2 separate regions of the Homo sapiens genome follow, and region 2 is linked to region 1. Evidence: chromatin loops called from intact Hi-C (ENCODE). Cell type or tissue: PC-9. All regions are shown on one strand.

Region 1 (8,000 bases):
TTAGCCCTTTGTCAGATGGATAGATTGCAAAAATTTTCTCCCATTCTGTATGTTGCCTGTTCACTCTGATGATAGTTTCTTTTGCTGAGCAGAAGCTCTTTAATTTAATTAGATCCCATTTGTCAATTTGGCTTTTGTTGTAGTTGTTTTTGGTGTTTTAGTCATGAAGTCTTTGCCCATGCCTATGCCCCGAATGGTGTTGCCTAGGTTTTCTTCTATGGTTTGTATGGTTTTAGGTTTTATGCTTAAGTCTTAATCCATCTTGAGTTAATTTTTGTATAAGGTGTAAGGAAAGGGTCTAGCTTCTGTTTTCTGCATATGGCTAGCCAGTTTTCCCAGCACCATTTATTAAATAAGGAATCCTTTCCCCATTGCTTGCCTGTGTCAGGTTTATCAAAGATCAGATGGTTGTAGATGTGTAGTGTTATTTCTGAGGACTCTGTTCTGTTCCATTGTGCCTAGAGATGGAAGTTAGTTCCTGATCTGATAGCCAATTTCAGCGTTTATGATCTTGAAAGTCATAGAGTCTGCCTTTTGTGTATCAATTCTGTTCCAATTTGGATCTTTTTTCCTCACTGGGAACAGTAACTTAATTTCCTTCCGAAATATTTTACGTACTTTCAAAGAAGAACTTGAACATAGCACACGTGTATTTTTTATGTGAAATGAAGCAACTCCATTTAATTTTTGTTCATAATGCTGATATTCCATCTACTGGACAAATTTTAACATCTCTTGGATCTTTCCAGTTTCTCTAAAACTCATTTAAATTTGTGTGATTAGGACTAGACACAAGCCTAGGAATGTTGAAAGGCGAGTCAGCAGTACTCTGATAGTTATTTGTGTATCTCCCACAACCCCACAGATCTTTCAAAATTTAGCTGAAAATTCATCTCTCTATGATGCTTTTCTTGGATTGAGGCCCTCATCTGGTCTACTACATTTATCCTTGTGGCCATGTTTTGGAGACCTTCAGGGTCAAGGTGTATATCTTTGCAATTTTTGATTATATGACCGCTGTCCTATATCCCTTAGCTCCTTAAAATACAATTGGTTTTATATTGATTTGTTCTTGTAAATGACTCTGTGTCCTTTAGCCCTTTCATTTGTTTTCTCTGAATGACATGTAAGCTCATTTTAGGGTCATGGGAGAAAAGGGACAACTCAAGTCTTGTTTTTCTTTAATACTTTTTCTTGGTCTCCTCCCATAACTCCCCAGAACCTTGTATGGATTATGTTTATGGCTTTTATTTTTTAAAGGTGATAGAGTCTGACAAAGACCAGATTTGAAAAGACCAATGACTAATTCTTTTAAAAATATGTGTATTCCTATAAAATATATCAAATATTAATCTGTGGAAAATTCTCCAAATGATATCCTAAAAACCTGCTAACCACTCTACAATGCTAAAGTTGAGATTCTTAAGGAATTATTTATATTATGAGATATTTCTCATTTGTAAAACATATTTGATTCACTTTAAAATCTGCCTGTTCTTTTTCATAATGACCCAATCTTGCCTTGATAGTTACAATTTCTTTAAATATTTTAAACACCCTTATTATAGAGTTACTTTGAGATTGCTCTATTATCTGTGGATCCCTGGGGATGATTTTTTCCATTTGATGTGCCACTCATGGCATTTGCTTTTCCAGCAACTTAATCTTTTATAGCAATTATCTTCTATGTGCCCATGGTTATGAAGGTGTCCCTTTGGGGAGGTTTTATGCTTGTCAGTTACAGTGTCCTACAGAACCTGTTGTAGACCATTTCCATTGGTTTTACTTTTTGAGGTTTCCATTCTGTGTGAATTGTGTAAGGATTCAGACTCCACATCTGCGTACTACGCAGGCCAGAAACTTACTTCTTACAAAAGATTCTAGTTTGGCCCAGGCCTGAGGTACACTGTTTGTATCTGTGCCATGTCTTTGCATTGGTAGGGGATGTCCTCCCAGTTAGACCTTCCATTCCCAGCTTCCAGGTCAGTGCCAGCTCTTGCCTGCACATGTCATCAGGCATCTTCCTTTCTGCCTCTTGGGTGCATTCATTCCAGTTACCTCTGTAAAGTTTGGACTTCAGCTTCTAAGCATTATTATTGGTTCTCTTTGTCTATGGCACTTGAAGATTTCCTTCCTTGCTTTAAGCTTGGCTATGTATTTTCCCTCATATTTTACCTAGCATTATTATATGTTTAGAAAGGGAGGGAGGCTTCCTGCTACTGCTTAGCCCACTCTCTGGACCCAAATTCTTAATTATAGACCAATATTGATCTCATTCTTTTGGCAGACATTGTTTCTTTCCACTATCTGTTCTTCTCTGTAACTTCTTAATTTTGTCACAGTGACTATGCTGAACTAAATACTCATTTTCTCAGCTTCCTTTGTAGCTAGAAATGGCCGGATGAAATAGTTCTGGCCAGTGAAACTAATAAGGATAATAAAGGGATGGGTGCATCTGGCACTCTCCTTTTCACCTTTGTTCCAATTTTGATACCGGACTTAATGTTTAGAACTATAGCAACTCTTTTGTGACTATGAGATGACAAGCATGAGGACAAAGGTCATTGTACAAAGGACAGTAGAATGGGAAGCTGGAAAGAACCTTGAGAATTGATGGCATTGTTGAGAAATAGAATCAAAGGCAACGTACTGCTGCTTGTGGAGACAAACTCTTATTTGTAGAAGCCATGGTTAGTTGGCTGTTTTTGTTACTTGTGAATGAGCACATTCCTAATTGATATATAGCCCTAATAGTTGCAATGTTGGTATTATGTAGCAAAATAAGAGTGGAGAGACTCTCCTAGTGACTTCCAAATTATACTGGGCGATACAGACTTTTGAATAGTGATCAATTTGTGACATGTATTAAACAAGAGTTGTTAGAATTTATAGACAAATCAATACCTATTCAGCCTACGTGCATTGTGATTATTAGATTAAAATACTGGCATATATTTACAGTTGACATTGTCAGCATCAGGACAAACGTCTCTAAGAAAGTCTGTTGACTTCTGTTGCTTTAAAAAAGAGAATAGTACTTTGATTCTGCTTTATTATAAATTTTAAACTCTAGCTTTTGAATTACTCATGCATCTAAATAATACGGTGCTATATAGCATTTTAAATTACAATAAACTGTATATAAAAGATAAACATGACTAGAATAGAAAGTTTACAAAATTAATAGGAAGAAATTAGAAATAATTTCTTATAAATAAATAGTATAATTAGAGTGGGGAATGGAACAATAGATATTTAATTTTTTATGTGATGGGTTTGAAATACAACCTCCAGAAAGTGCTTTTGGTTTTCCTTCATGCATATTCTGTATTGTGTAGTGACAAGACATTACATAAGATGGCAGTAGGAGATTACAAATGTTCCCTCTCAGAGTGACATGTTCCAATGAATTGGCCTGTAAAATATAATAAACACAATTATATAATAGCTGTTTTGGATTGCTAGATTTCATATATATATATAAAATCTTCATTGACTACCCATCACTTTTATAATGGAATGAAGAAAGCTTCTTATTTTTATTTCACATACTTTTTTAAAAAGGATTCATATACAATGTTATATTTCAGTTCACTTTTTTCTGCCCAACTCTCTAAAAACTAAAATTTTGCTTGTTTTTCTAGACTATGACTTAATAGAGTAAGGCAAGGTTTCTTATAATATTTTAGCATTTTATTAAATAAAAAGATATTATTGCCTGCTGTAAACTCATAAAAAGGATATATTTCCAGAGATTAACTATTTCATTATTGTTTTTTCCTACATATTATTGGATTTGATATTTTAAAGATTATGTTATTATTTTTAATCTTAGAAAATTAATCTGAGATGAACTAGGTTTTCCAGGATGTAGTTAGATATAAGAGATTGATAGTAAGCTTTATGTGCTTTGCTGTTTCCAAAAAGATGAATATATTGCTTTGTGCCTCTAACCATTAGAAGCCCAGAAATTAAGATAAGCCATAAATAATGACTGTATATTGATAACAAAAGCAAACATTGGGCACAAAATTTCTAATATTTGTACTGTTTATTATTTTTCTGGAAGAACTTATGCATTCTTTAATGTCAGTCCATAAACACCAGAGGACCATCTGAATGTAGACAACTCTGCAAATCTGCTAAATCAGAGAGGAAAACATCGAATCTATCTATATAGAATCTATGTAGAATCTTGATATAGATTTGTTGTTAAACCTAGAGAATTGAAGTCCATAAACCAATGAATAAATTACCACAGGAGAAACACTTCATTGATGACAAATATGATCTTTTTTAACTATTACTCTTCTTATGTAAAGGAAATTACATTTTAATTCTTCCAGACTTCCAGACTTTTTGACTTTCCAGAATATGAAAAGTTGTGACATTCTTTATATACCTAAACATTGAGGATTTGATATTTTTTCCCTGCTCTGTTGGGATAAATTCTGTACACTTGGGATAAAATAAGGGGCATAGCTTTTGTTTTACAACATCATGCATATTAAACCTAATGTAATTTGTTTATTCAAAATGCAATTAAACAAATATGAAATTATAAACATAAAACTGTTACATAATTAAATTTGATACCTGAAAACTGGTAGATTTAAAAATATGTCAATCAGCAAGTGTTACAAGTCATAAGAGGAAATTGCAGGGTATTATTACTATTATTATTTTAGATATGAAATATGAAATTTTATGTTTATTGCTTTCTGATCATTTAAACCATATGAGTAAAATTTTTAATTATAATGAATAGTTTATTTTACTCTCATCCAGTACATGTTGTTTATTATTTCATGTGTATATGTTAAATATTATCTTTTCTCATCCTAGTCACTTAATTTTTCTTTAAACATTTCATAATGTTATAACAAATTAACTTTTAATTTAATAGTGTTATTCTTCATCAGATTTTGCTAGAGAGTAGTAGAATATTCTTGGATACAAGGTTTTTAAAGTTTTACTTTTTAAAGAAGTTATGTTGTCTCTATTTGTAGCCCTATCGTCAGAGTTTTTATATTCAGATGTCTGTTTTTCCTTTTCATCTAAATTCAGCCTACCCACTGTACCTGTATACCGATTCTTACCCATGCAGCCTGAGTGAGCAATACTCATGGTTCCCCAACAAGCTTCCAAAATGAGTATCCTTCAATATCTACAGCTCTTAGCTGGACGTCTTTTCATAGTGGGGGAATCTATTCTCTGCTGCCCTTTATTTTTGGGTCTTAACTGTTTCCACAAATGCTGAACTAATTCTCTGTCATATAGACAGCTGTCTGTAGGACTCAGCATCTCAGTTACACTAGATCCTAAATATTGTGCAAGCTCTAGAGTTTCTATTCAGCTCTGACCAGCAACTAGTGGCCTTTTAGCAAGGAGCACAGTTAATGCAATAAAGTATCTTGGGGCAGCAGTGGAGTGGGGTTCTGTATGTGTGCCTTCCCATGAAATTGTCCCATGTCTTTATTGTTCAATTGATAAAATTCTCAAAGAGTGACACAAAAACTCTACTTTGAAATGCTTTCTGCCCAGGGCTGCAGAGGCAAAAGTATGCAAATAGTCCTATAGCCTAGCATTTTTAAAAAGATTTTTATTTTAGAAAGGAAATCAGTATATTGAAGAGATATCTGCACTCCCATGTTTGCTGCAGCACTTTTCACAATAGCAAAGTTTTTTTTTTTTTTTTTTTTTTTTTGAGATGGAGTCTCACTCTGTGGCCCAGGCTGGAGTACAGTGGTGCAATCTCAGCTCACTGCAACCTCTCCTCCCAGGTTCAAGTGATTCTTCTGCCTCAGCCTCCCAAGTAGCTGGGATTACAGGTGCAAGCCACCACGCCCAGCTAACTTTTGTATTTTTAGTAAAGACAGGGTTTCGCCATGTTGGCCAGGCTGGTCTTGAACTCCTGACCTTGGGTGATCCACCCGCCTCGGCCTCCCAAAGTTCTGGGATTACAGGCATGAGCCATCGTGCCTGACCAAAAACTATGCTTCCTAAACAGATTTTTACAGGGAGGAATTTGCTACCTGAGAAGACATAGTTCCATCCAGTGGTAACTAATCCAACTCTAATCATATGCTCCGGAATGATCCTATAGTTAAGACATTCAAAGTCAAAGTTAATAATAGCTCTTTCCAGCTAATTCCAGATAAAAACAATCACTTTCAATACGAATTAGCTCCAATGCTCTCTATTAAAAAAAAAAAAGCTAGTGGTTCTGATACTCACCAGCTCCATGACCTTGGGCAAATGACTTAACCTTTCTAAACCTCAGCTCTCTGGTCTAATAATGGCATAAAGATTGGATGAGTTAATGAAAGTAAAAACAGTGCATTGCTTACCACTAAGTAAGTAAATGTTAGCTCTGATTATTATATTATTCAAAGATATAGCCCAAATGAAGTAGTTTCAGAGAATACATGGGAGGCATATTCCACAGGAACAAACTTAAAAAGTAGCTCTTAGGGAAGATCTTGAACTTCCAACAATGACAGGAACACCAAAATGAGAAAGAAAATATCTAGTTTAAAATGTATGAGCATAGATCCAGGAGCTGATGTGAAAGTACTTGGTCCTTTTTGCTCTTTTCAATAGATAGTACACTTAAAAATGGCAGCACTTTGATGGAGAGACCAATGTCACACCAAATCAAATGACCATGTGGTGAACTTGGTAATTATAAGTACTAACAGCAAGCTGGCCAATGGCCAGTCAGCATTTCCATTCCACAGGTGCTCTTCAACAGCAAAGCCTGGTTACATTCCCATTAGTTGTTCACACAGAATGCTCAGACTCATGTGGTTTCTGCCTTGTCAGTCATAAAATGCTCAAAATTCCTGCCATAAAATGGCAGGAATTCAGTGCTGAACTCAGTATAATAAGTCACAGATATTAGACAGTTTCCACAAACTAATTATACTTTCATATTTCTAGTCTTAAAAAAGGATAATTTCTATACAACTGAGAAACATCTGAAAGCCAGTTGGTTGAGGTCTGAAACTCAAACTCAGCAATGCTATCAACCCTGAAAGTATGTGAAATGATTAATGTGGTGTTTCCACAGAGTTTGCCTAGGAAGTAAGTAGCACTAGAATGCCCCATCTGAAAAGGGTAATGATAAATTGGTGGTTTGGGGGAAATGGTACAGTAGGTGCCAAATGTCAAATCCCTGATATGTATCCTGAGGTATGGAAAATTCCTTAGGCTTTTGCTACTGTGAGGATTTGAGAATATTTCTGCTTCCTGAATCTACTTCTGAGGAAATTTCAGTTTCCCTATTAGAGGGACTCAGCATTCATTTAGGGACCATTTGTACTGAGATCACAAGAGTCCTTTCTGGGAACATCAGTCCTTAGAAGAAGGTTTTCTATTTAACTCCTAATTACTTTGCTACACTATAATCCCTATTTCAGTAGGATCACTAAGTTTTGCCAAAGGAAAAAGCCAATATAATCAATAGATTGTAATTAAATTCAAATGCCGTATTTGGGAACTTTGCCTTGAAGGAGGATGAGGAGCTGTTTTCAGGCACAGAAAGCAAGAACAGTTTGGAGATTTGAAAGAACATTCTGTGATTGAACAATGGCAAACAGTCTGGTTTGTTGCTAACACTGGGGCTGGAACCTTGGAGGGAGGCCAGTAAAAGAAAGATAAGCTTCTAGATCTCTGGAACAAAAATGTCAAGCAAAAGCTACCTCCCACTCAAAGCTCTTCTCAACTGTGTGTGCTTTTGCTGTGATTTGCCTTCACAATGCATTCTTCTTGTCAGTTCTGTGCAGCTGTTAACTGAATTATTGTGGTAACTTTGGCCATAAGTGATGGTCTTGGCTAACAGTTACTCGTAATAAGAAGAGATTGGCCAGGTATGTTGGCTCATGCCTGTAATTCCAGCACTTTAGAAGGCCGAGGTGGGTGGATCACCTGAGGTTAGGAGTTTGAGACCAGCCTGGCCAACATGTTGAAACACCATCTTTACTAAAAATACAAAAAGT
Region 2 (8,000 bases), 1.4 Mb after region 1:
CACCATACTCTATGTAACCTTACTTACATTACTTAATAGTAGCTGTAAAATAGAATTTTTTTTTGAAGACCTACGTCTTCAGCCAGGAAATATGTGATTAGATCTTAATTGGGAGCTGGCTCTTCTAGTTGGATCTGGGCTATCTTTGAACCAGTAGTAAGTTACTTGTTGCAAGTATCTGTTCAAAGTAGCAAAGTGTTTATTCATATGGAGATAGGTATTAAAAATGTCTAAGTTATATATATTTGCTCTAAGTTTTGTTTGCATTCTTCCTTAAATAGAAATATGGCTTACATGATATTTGTATCCATATATAGACACATAGGAGAATTACCAATTTTTAGGGATTAAGTTACACCAAACTAACATTTAGGGAATAAAGCACCTGCCTTCATTATTTGGTAAGAAAGACCTCAAAATTTCTAATAAAACAGATGGAATGTAAATACCATGACACAAATATCAGGTCAAAGGCCTAATGTGAGGGCCAATGAATATGGAAAGGGATCTGGGCCTCATATGGTTTGGAAATCCTCAGAATTTGTCCGCAAAAATTACATGTATATCTATGTATGTATATGGTCATTTATCTGAACATTTTCATAGTTTTCATCAAGGAAGTCACAAAGGATGGTAAGAACCAAGTCACTGGGTGGACCTGATAGTTTCATTGCCATCAGTCAGTTCTTTAAGGAATAGTTACTGGAGGAAGTATAAGATAAACCTAGAAATGGGCTGCCAGCACACATTAGGATGGTGCACACATGAGCTGGTGGTCTCCTGCTGCCCGTTTCTGAAGTGAAAATATATATATATATGCTGGCCATAGATGGAGGAAGCAGAATTTGAAAGAAGCAGCAAGACAGGCCTCCACACCAGATTTCTCAAGCAGTGGGATGGTGAGTGCGGGGTTGTATTTTCCTGTATCAAAGGAGAAAAGTGACAGGCGCATGAGTGTTCTAACGTTTTTCTTTCAGCAAAGCAAAGATAAAATCAGGACTTTCTTTGCTCCTGGGCCTGGACCTCTTTCAATAGTTACTCTCTGGATGGAAGACTCTAGGGATGCTGAAAGCAAGACTCAGTCGCCGCAGGCAAGAGAGCTGGCTAGGGCTGACTAAGGTTAGCTGACTGCCAGCTTACATAGAGTTGAGTTGCAATAAATTCCGTGAGATATCTCTTGTGGTTGCTGTAGGCAGAGTATGCTTCCCTTGACAGTGTCCAGTCTGGTTAGCGCTGCGCTTTAAACTTCCCAGCCTGCGCCTCGAATTTGGTGCTGCAGCTGTAGAACTACATCTTCCTAGCATGGGAGAGGGTTCCTCGAGGATTCATTTTTCTTTGGTTCCTCCGCAGCCAGCTCACCGCTAGGATCTGGTTTTGTGTCGGTTCACTGACTTCATTTCAGTTCCAGAGTTATTCTCCACTTACTCAGCTTCTGCCAAACGTACACGTGCGTGGAATTGATAATAAGGGAACCACATTAATTCGCAGTTTTAGTGCCCGGTGTTCATACGGGAGCTTATTTCTACTCAACTAAGTTTTGCTGCGCTCAGGTAATCCATCTCCACCCTTTCCCTTCCGCTACTGATTCCCTCTCTGCTCCTCCCCTGTCAGGTGAATTTCCCCCAAAACTTGCCTGGAGGTTCCTTCTAGCGCCGCTGGGGACTGCAGAGCTGGCACTTGGACCTTACCCAGCGACCCCTACTCCGAAGGGGTGACCCAGGCACAGGCGACTTTACAGGGTCTCTTTCTCTCTTGGGTGTTTCACACACATGCGCCTCTGTGCAAACACCTATGTTTTATGTGTTTTAAAGTGAGAAAGGAATACTTGAAATGCGGAAGTCAGGTTAAGGAAATGGGGTTCTTCACTGAACTCTGCCAACATCCGGTCAATATGATGGCGGTGTGTGTTTAAGCAGCTCTTTACCAAAGAGGGTAAAATCAAACTGCCTACAAGGGGCGGATTCCTCTGGGAGTCTGGGACTCTGCGAAGCAGTGGAGGCATGGCTGGAGAAAGCCACAGGTCCCCAAACCGCTAAAGCCAAAAACCGTGTGGGGAACAAATTTTGCTTTGTTTTTTCTCCGTCCCATGCTCCCGAGCAGAAATTAAAAGAGGAAAGGTCGCATGGAGCTGGTTACATTCCTGTCGGCCTTCCCCCGCTTCCCATCCCTTTAACACTTGTCTCTAATCGTTTCCAGTTCTCCTAGGATAACGGGAAAATTGTTTCCTGGCACCCCGCACTCCCACAGGACACACCCGCAATCGCACACACTTTTGATCCGTCCTGGCCAATGCCCCCACCTAGCGGTTTAAACTCGCCGGCTTTGCTTCCCTCTTCTATGGTTTCTAAGTGAGCGCTGCAGTTGACAAAAATAATTGTTTATCTAGGTGGATGGGGTGGGAGAATGGGAAGGATCCCTTAAAATGTGGTGAAAATGAGGCTTAAGGTTGGTGGCAAAATGCTAGGTGCTAGGACTGGAGGAGAAAAAGAGAGAAGGCTGTGCTTTTATCCTCAGGGTGGCTGCTGCAGCCCAGACCGCATCTAGAGGACGTCCTTGAAGAGCTGCCACCTTAGTTAAAGGAGTACCCTCACTCTCAATGCATGCATGTGTGTATGTGTGTTTTTCTTCAAAACACTTAACACTACAGAAAAGTATAAGTATTAATTATTTACTTGTTCATGTAGTTATTGTCTGTCTCTTCTAGAATGTAAACTGCTGGAAAAGAGGGTCTGAGTCTACTCCCACTGGCCTCCATACCTCGGATGCCTAGAAAAATACTCAGCATAGAGTAGGCACTCTATTTTTTGCCTGCTTGCCTGGTTTAGAGAACCGGGAATTAAGGGAACTTGGGTTTGTGCTTTATTGCCTTGGGTAAAAAGCTCTTCTTTCAAAGGATCTCAATTACTCTTCCTCTAAAACTGGGTGGAGGGATCAGATCAGATAGCCTTAGGTTCTGACACAGAATGATTCTCTTTAAAATATATGTGCGCTTAAACAGATGAATTCATTTACAATGCAGTTTTTATTAGATACACTCTAGGTGCCAAACATGGATCTAGGCTCTAGGAATTCGTAGTGGGGATCATTTAATCCTTCGAGCTGAAAATACCTTGTCCTTTCCTGGAGCTTTTCTTCATACTTTCTGATTTGCATCTCTACCCTACATTTGTTTCTGTTGAGGTCAGAGGAGAAACTGAGGACAGGGGATCCGTCCCTGGTCATGAGACCTAGGTACTGGTATTGCATGCTGCAGCTTATGGCTGACATTCCCACATATTAGTTGAAGGCAAAGGAGACACACAAGATGGTGCTGATGATGGTTCCAGTCCTCCCCGCCCCACCATCCCCCTTTTTTCTTGAATTCTGATGACCTCCTTTCTAGGTAGGCTGTTGGAAGGAACACGCTTACTGGCAACTGTTTTCCAGAGGCACTGAAGCACTGAGCAGCTGGAAGAGGATGGTGGAGCAGAAGGTTTAATTTCACATACAGTTGGCTTCTGTTTGTGATAACTTTTACATTTTCGCAGATAGCTTGTCTTTTTCCCTGTTGACTCATAGTTGAGTGAAAAACACAAATTTCTAAAACTAGATGAAAAAATAGTTTTTATTGTATCAAGAGTTAAGGACGGCAAAGTACAAAATGCAAACATTGGGCCCTCTACAGCGATATTACTGGTGCCTCCTAACCTGGGTGTGGCCATCAGGGCTGGATATGATTTTAGAGCGGAGAGGTCAGAGACCAGGGCTTCCCCGCCTAACACTGGCCTCCTAGGGTGGGAGTGGTAGGCAGGAGCCTAGGGCCAGACTGCTGGACTAAACCTGTGACCATGGCTAAGGACATGGGTCTCACTGGAGGTCAGCGCAGCAAGCTCTGATGTCCGTAGAGGCGAGAACAGGACGCCTTCTTCCCCTGACCAGAAATGCAGCTCCAGGTTGTCAGGGCTGGGAGGATGGCCCAGGGTGGGAAGCGGGGAGATAGGGCGGTAGGACCCGGCGGGAGCTTCCTTGGCCAGGAAAGGAACAGGGCGGGGGGAAAAGAGGGAGGGAGAGAGAAAAAGGGAAGGTGATGGGGAGCGGGCGTCCGCACCCGCCGCGCCGCACGAGTTGCACTGCTCTGGCGGACCGGACCTGGACTCTATATAAAGAGCCCATCTGCTCCGTAGCTCGCACGCTTCTCCCGGGCTGGTGCACGCCGCGTCCCTCCAGCTCCCCCAGACACCTGCCCCTTCCCAGTGTGCCGCGCCAGGTCCTCCAGACCCGCGCACCCAGTGGCATGGCTCCGAGTGGCTCCCGTGGGACCAGGGTGGCGGTGGCGGCGGCGCGGCCCGAGCAGCCGCAACTCCAGCCCCCGTGTCCCCCCTTTTATGGCTCCGTCTCCGCGGGGCAGCTCGTCCGAGTGGCCAGAGAGTGAAAAGAGAGGGAGGGCAGAGCTCCGGCGCGAGGCGCGGCGCAGCGCTGCTCCTAGACTTCACCCCACCCAGCTCTGGCGGCCGCTGCAGCCCCCCAAAAGTGCCCCAGCTTGGGGCGAGGGGTGGGAATGCAAGATCTCGGGACCTCTCGCTGGCCTGCAAGCTTTGGTCTCTACACCTAGGAAACTCCTGTGGGCAAAGTCTGCAGATCCAAAAGCGTCCAGGTTAGGAGACGCTCAGCCTCAAGCAACTGGGGTAAGAGATCCCATTTGGTCAAAGCCTTCTCCTCAAGCAGTACTTCACCCTCCTGCACTAGACGCCTCCAGGGAGCTGGAGCGGAGCAGGGCTCGGTGGGCCAGCTCTTAGCAACCCAGGTCTAAGACCCGGTGTGGAGAGGAACAACCACAGACGCGGCGGCTTAGCTAGGCGCTCTGGAAGTGCAGGGGAGGCGCCCGCCTGCCTTGGCTGCCGCACCCATGACCTCTAGTTTCAGCTGTGAACCTGGGCGGAGGAATAATTGAGGAACTCACGGAACTATCAACTGGGGACAAACCTGCGATCGCCACGGTCCTTCCGCCCTCTCCTTCGTCCGCTCCATGCCCAAGAGCTGCGCTCCGGAGCTGGGGCGAGGAGAGCCATGGAGGAACCGGGTGCTCAGTGCGCTCCACCGCCGCCCGCGGGCTCCGAGACCTGGGTTCCTCAAGCCAACTTATCCTCTGCTCCCTCCCAAAACTGCAGCGCCAAGGACTACATTTACCAGGACTCCATCTCCCTACCCTGGAAAGTACTGCTGGTTATGCTATTGGCGCTCATCACCTTGGCCACCACGCTCTCCAATGCCTTTGTGATTGCCACAGTGTACCGGACCCGGAAACTGCACACCCCGGCTAACTACCTGATCGCCTCTCTGGCGGTCACCGACCTGCTTGTGTCCATCCTGGTGATGCCCATCAGCACCATGTACACTGTCACCGGCCGCTGGACACTGGGCCAGGTGGTCTGTGACTTCTGGCTGTCGTCGGACATCACTTGTTGCACTGCCTCCATCCTGCACCTCTGTGTCATCGCCCTGGACCGCTACTGGGCCATCACGGACGCCGTGGAGTACTCAGCTAAAAGGACTCCCAAGAGGGCGGCGGTCATGATCGCGCTGGTGTGGGTCTTCTCCATCTCTATCTCGCTGCCGCCCTTCTTCTGGCGTCAGGCTAAGGCCGAAGAGGAGGTGTCGGAATGCGTGGTGAACACCGACCACATCCTCTACACGGTCTACTCCACGGTGGGTGCTTTCTACTTCCCCACCCTGCTCCTCATCGCCCTCTATGGCCGCATCTACGTAGAAGCCCGCTCCCGGATTTTGAAACAGACGCCCAACAGGACCGGCAAGCGCTTGACCCGAGCCCAGCTGATAACCGACTCCCCCGGGTCCACGTCCTCGGTCACCTCTATTAACTCGCGGGTTCCCGACGTGCCCAGCGAATCCGGATCTCCTGTGTATGTGAACCAAGTCAAAGTGCGAGTCTCCGACGCCCTGCTGGAAAAGAAGAAACTCATGGCCGCTAGGGAGCGCAAAGCCACCAAGACCCTAGGGATCATTTTGGGAGCCTTTATTGTGTGTTGGCTACCCTTCTTCATCATCTCCCTAGTGATGCCTATCTGCAAAGATGCCTGCTGGTTCCACCTAGCCATCTTTGACTTCTTCACATGGCTGGGCTATCTCAACTCCCTCATCAACCCCATAATCTATACCATGTCCAATGAGGACTTTAAACAAGCATTCCATAAACTGATACGTTTTAAGTGCACAAGTTGACTTGCCGTTTGCAGTGGGGTCGCCTAAGCGACCTTTGGGGACCAAGTTGTGTCTGGTTCCACAGGTAGGTCGAATCTTCTTTCGCGGTTTCTGGGTCCCAGCGAGGCTCTCTCTCCTGGGCAAGGGCAATGGATCCTGAGAAGCCAGAATAGTCCTGAGAGAGAGCTCTGAAAGGAGAAGTGTTGAAACTAAATGTAGAGCTTCCCTGCCCAGGAGGAGGCTCACTTCCTCCCCTCAAGCCCCGGGCTCAGCACTGACCCTGCGGCAGCCAATCCCAAAGGGGGTTGCAACTTTTAAAAATTGATAATGGAAGGGAATCCCTGCCCTGCTTTGGTATCGTGGATAATGCCCACTAGAAGCAGTGTACTTGTAATTGTTGTCTGAAGCCTGTCTGAGACAGATCTACATACAGCCTGGCAGTACTTGAACTAGACGCTTAATGCCCTGTGTTTTTGGGGGGAGAACTTTGTGTTACAGCTTAATTTAAGAACAGTTACTTTGGCATCATTCAGTCTTCACTTTTTGTCTATTTAAACTTGGTTGGAGAAACTTGTGGATTTGGTGCTTCAAACCCTATGTGTGGCTTGGATGGCGCAGAGAAACCTTGAAGAGTTAACAGCAAAATTCTGATGCTGAGATCTCTATTTTTATTATACTTGAAACTATATGGGGGTGGGTGGGTGGGAATGGGAGATGAGGAGTGTTAAACTGAGAATCAACACCTATGATTGTTTGTTTTCTGCAGATTTACAATTTTGTAATTCCTGTTTAGCGATTGTCAAGCCACAACTCTAACAAACAAACCATTATGTGTGCTAGTGCCGAAGTCTGCAGACTGCTTTATTTTTTCTCTTAATTTCATGTACCTGTCACTTTACACATTTAAATCCCCATAAATGAAGGGTATGATGGGTGACTCAGCCCACACTGCTGCTATATTTCTTACTAATGCAATTGGTAAAACCGATTAGTATTGGAAATATACTGTTTCTTAACAAGAAAAGTGTCTTTATTTCTTATCCAATTTAGTGAGATGTGAAGGAGACTGATGACATGGGGATAGTTCTTACACAATTGAGGAATGGGGTGGGGGCAATAGGAGGATGTATATTTTGACTTGTAAAAAAATCTTAAAATGCATGAAACTTTTATCTGATAGTCATTTGCACTCTCCTTCCCATCTGTGATTCCTTGTGTGCTAACATATAAAGAAACCAAGAGAACTATCTTCCTTCTCCAGAAACCTTAAAAATACAGTTAAGGGCCCTAAAAACGATATTGAAAAGAAAATAAACTTGTTTCTTTTTTGTTGTTGTTGTTATTGAAGTTTGGGCAGGAGAAAAGATTGCTAGAAAATGACATATAAGAACTTTAGAAAAGCTTAGAGAAACTAAAATTGAGCCTGTTTTTGTCTTGTTTTTTGTTTGTTTAAAAAAGAAAAAATTGCAGAACCAAACCTCAGACTTACTAACAATCAGGAAACTGGCAAGCTTTTGACCTTTGTAAATTTGTTACCAACCTGATATCTCAATTAATATAATATCTGGAATACTTTAAATTTATCAGTCTTTTCAAATTTCAAGAATACTTAGTTATTTCAAATTTCCTCTGAGAGCTCCCTAATACAGGATAAAGTCATGAAATAAAATATGAAAAAAATGTATATTTTAATAAGAAGTAGCCCTGAGGGATTATCTGCACGGAAAAAAATGTATATGTACAGCATTTAACATGCCAAAGAAAATTCACACTCCTTTCCTCAGAGGGCATTCTGCAGTTGA

The links. Hi-C counts contacts between places; a loop is a spot of excess contacts. Peaks named below come from ENCODE experiments on the same cell type or tissue, not always from the same donor. Only the 100,000 strongest peaks of a DNase experiment are listed, where the experiment ranks them.
Region 2: a loop joins it to region 1, with 5 times the contacts of the local background. A loop is called at or near these places in 6 of 110 quality-filtered maps.

The regions. Positions count from the first base shown.
Region 1 is chr6:78,831,373-78,839,372 of GRCh38, reverse strand. No RefSeq gene overlaps it. Among named protein-coding and RNA genes, the nearest start is that of IRAK1BP1, 32 kb to the left of the region's middle. In PC-9, no CTCF peak of the experiment used is centred here; no DNase peak of the experiment used is centred here.
Region 2 is chr6:77,460,450-77,468,449 of GRCh38, reverse strand. HTR1B (5-hydroxytryptamine receptor 1B) reads left to right here and starts at 4,959. Exons shown (of 1, transcript NM_000863.3): 1 at 4,959-7,526. The coding sequence starts at 5,047. The coding sequence ends at 6,219. All of the region lies in intron 5 of LOC105377864, which reads right to left. RefSeq lists enhancers at 1,910-1,969, 2,180-2,229 and a silencer at 5,949-6,093. In PC-9, no CTCF peak of the experiment used is centred here; no DNase peak of the experiment used is centred here; H3K27me3 peaks cover 1,061 bases.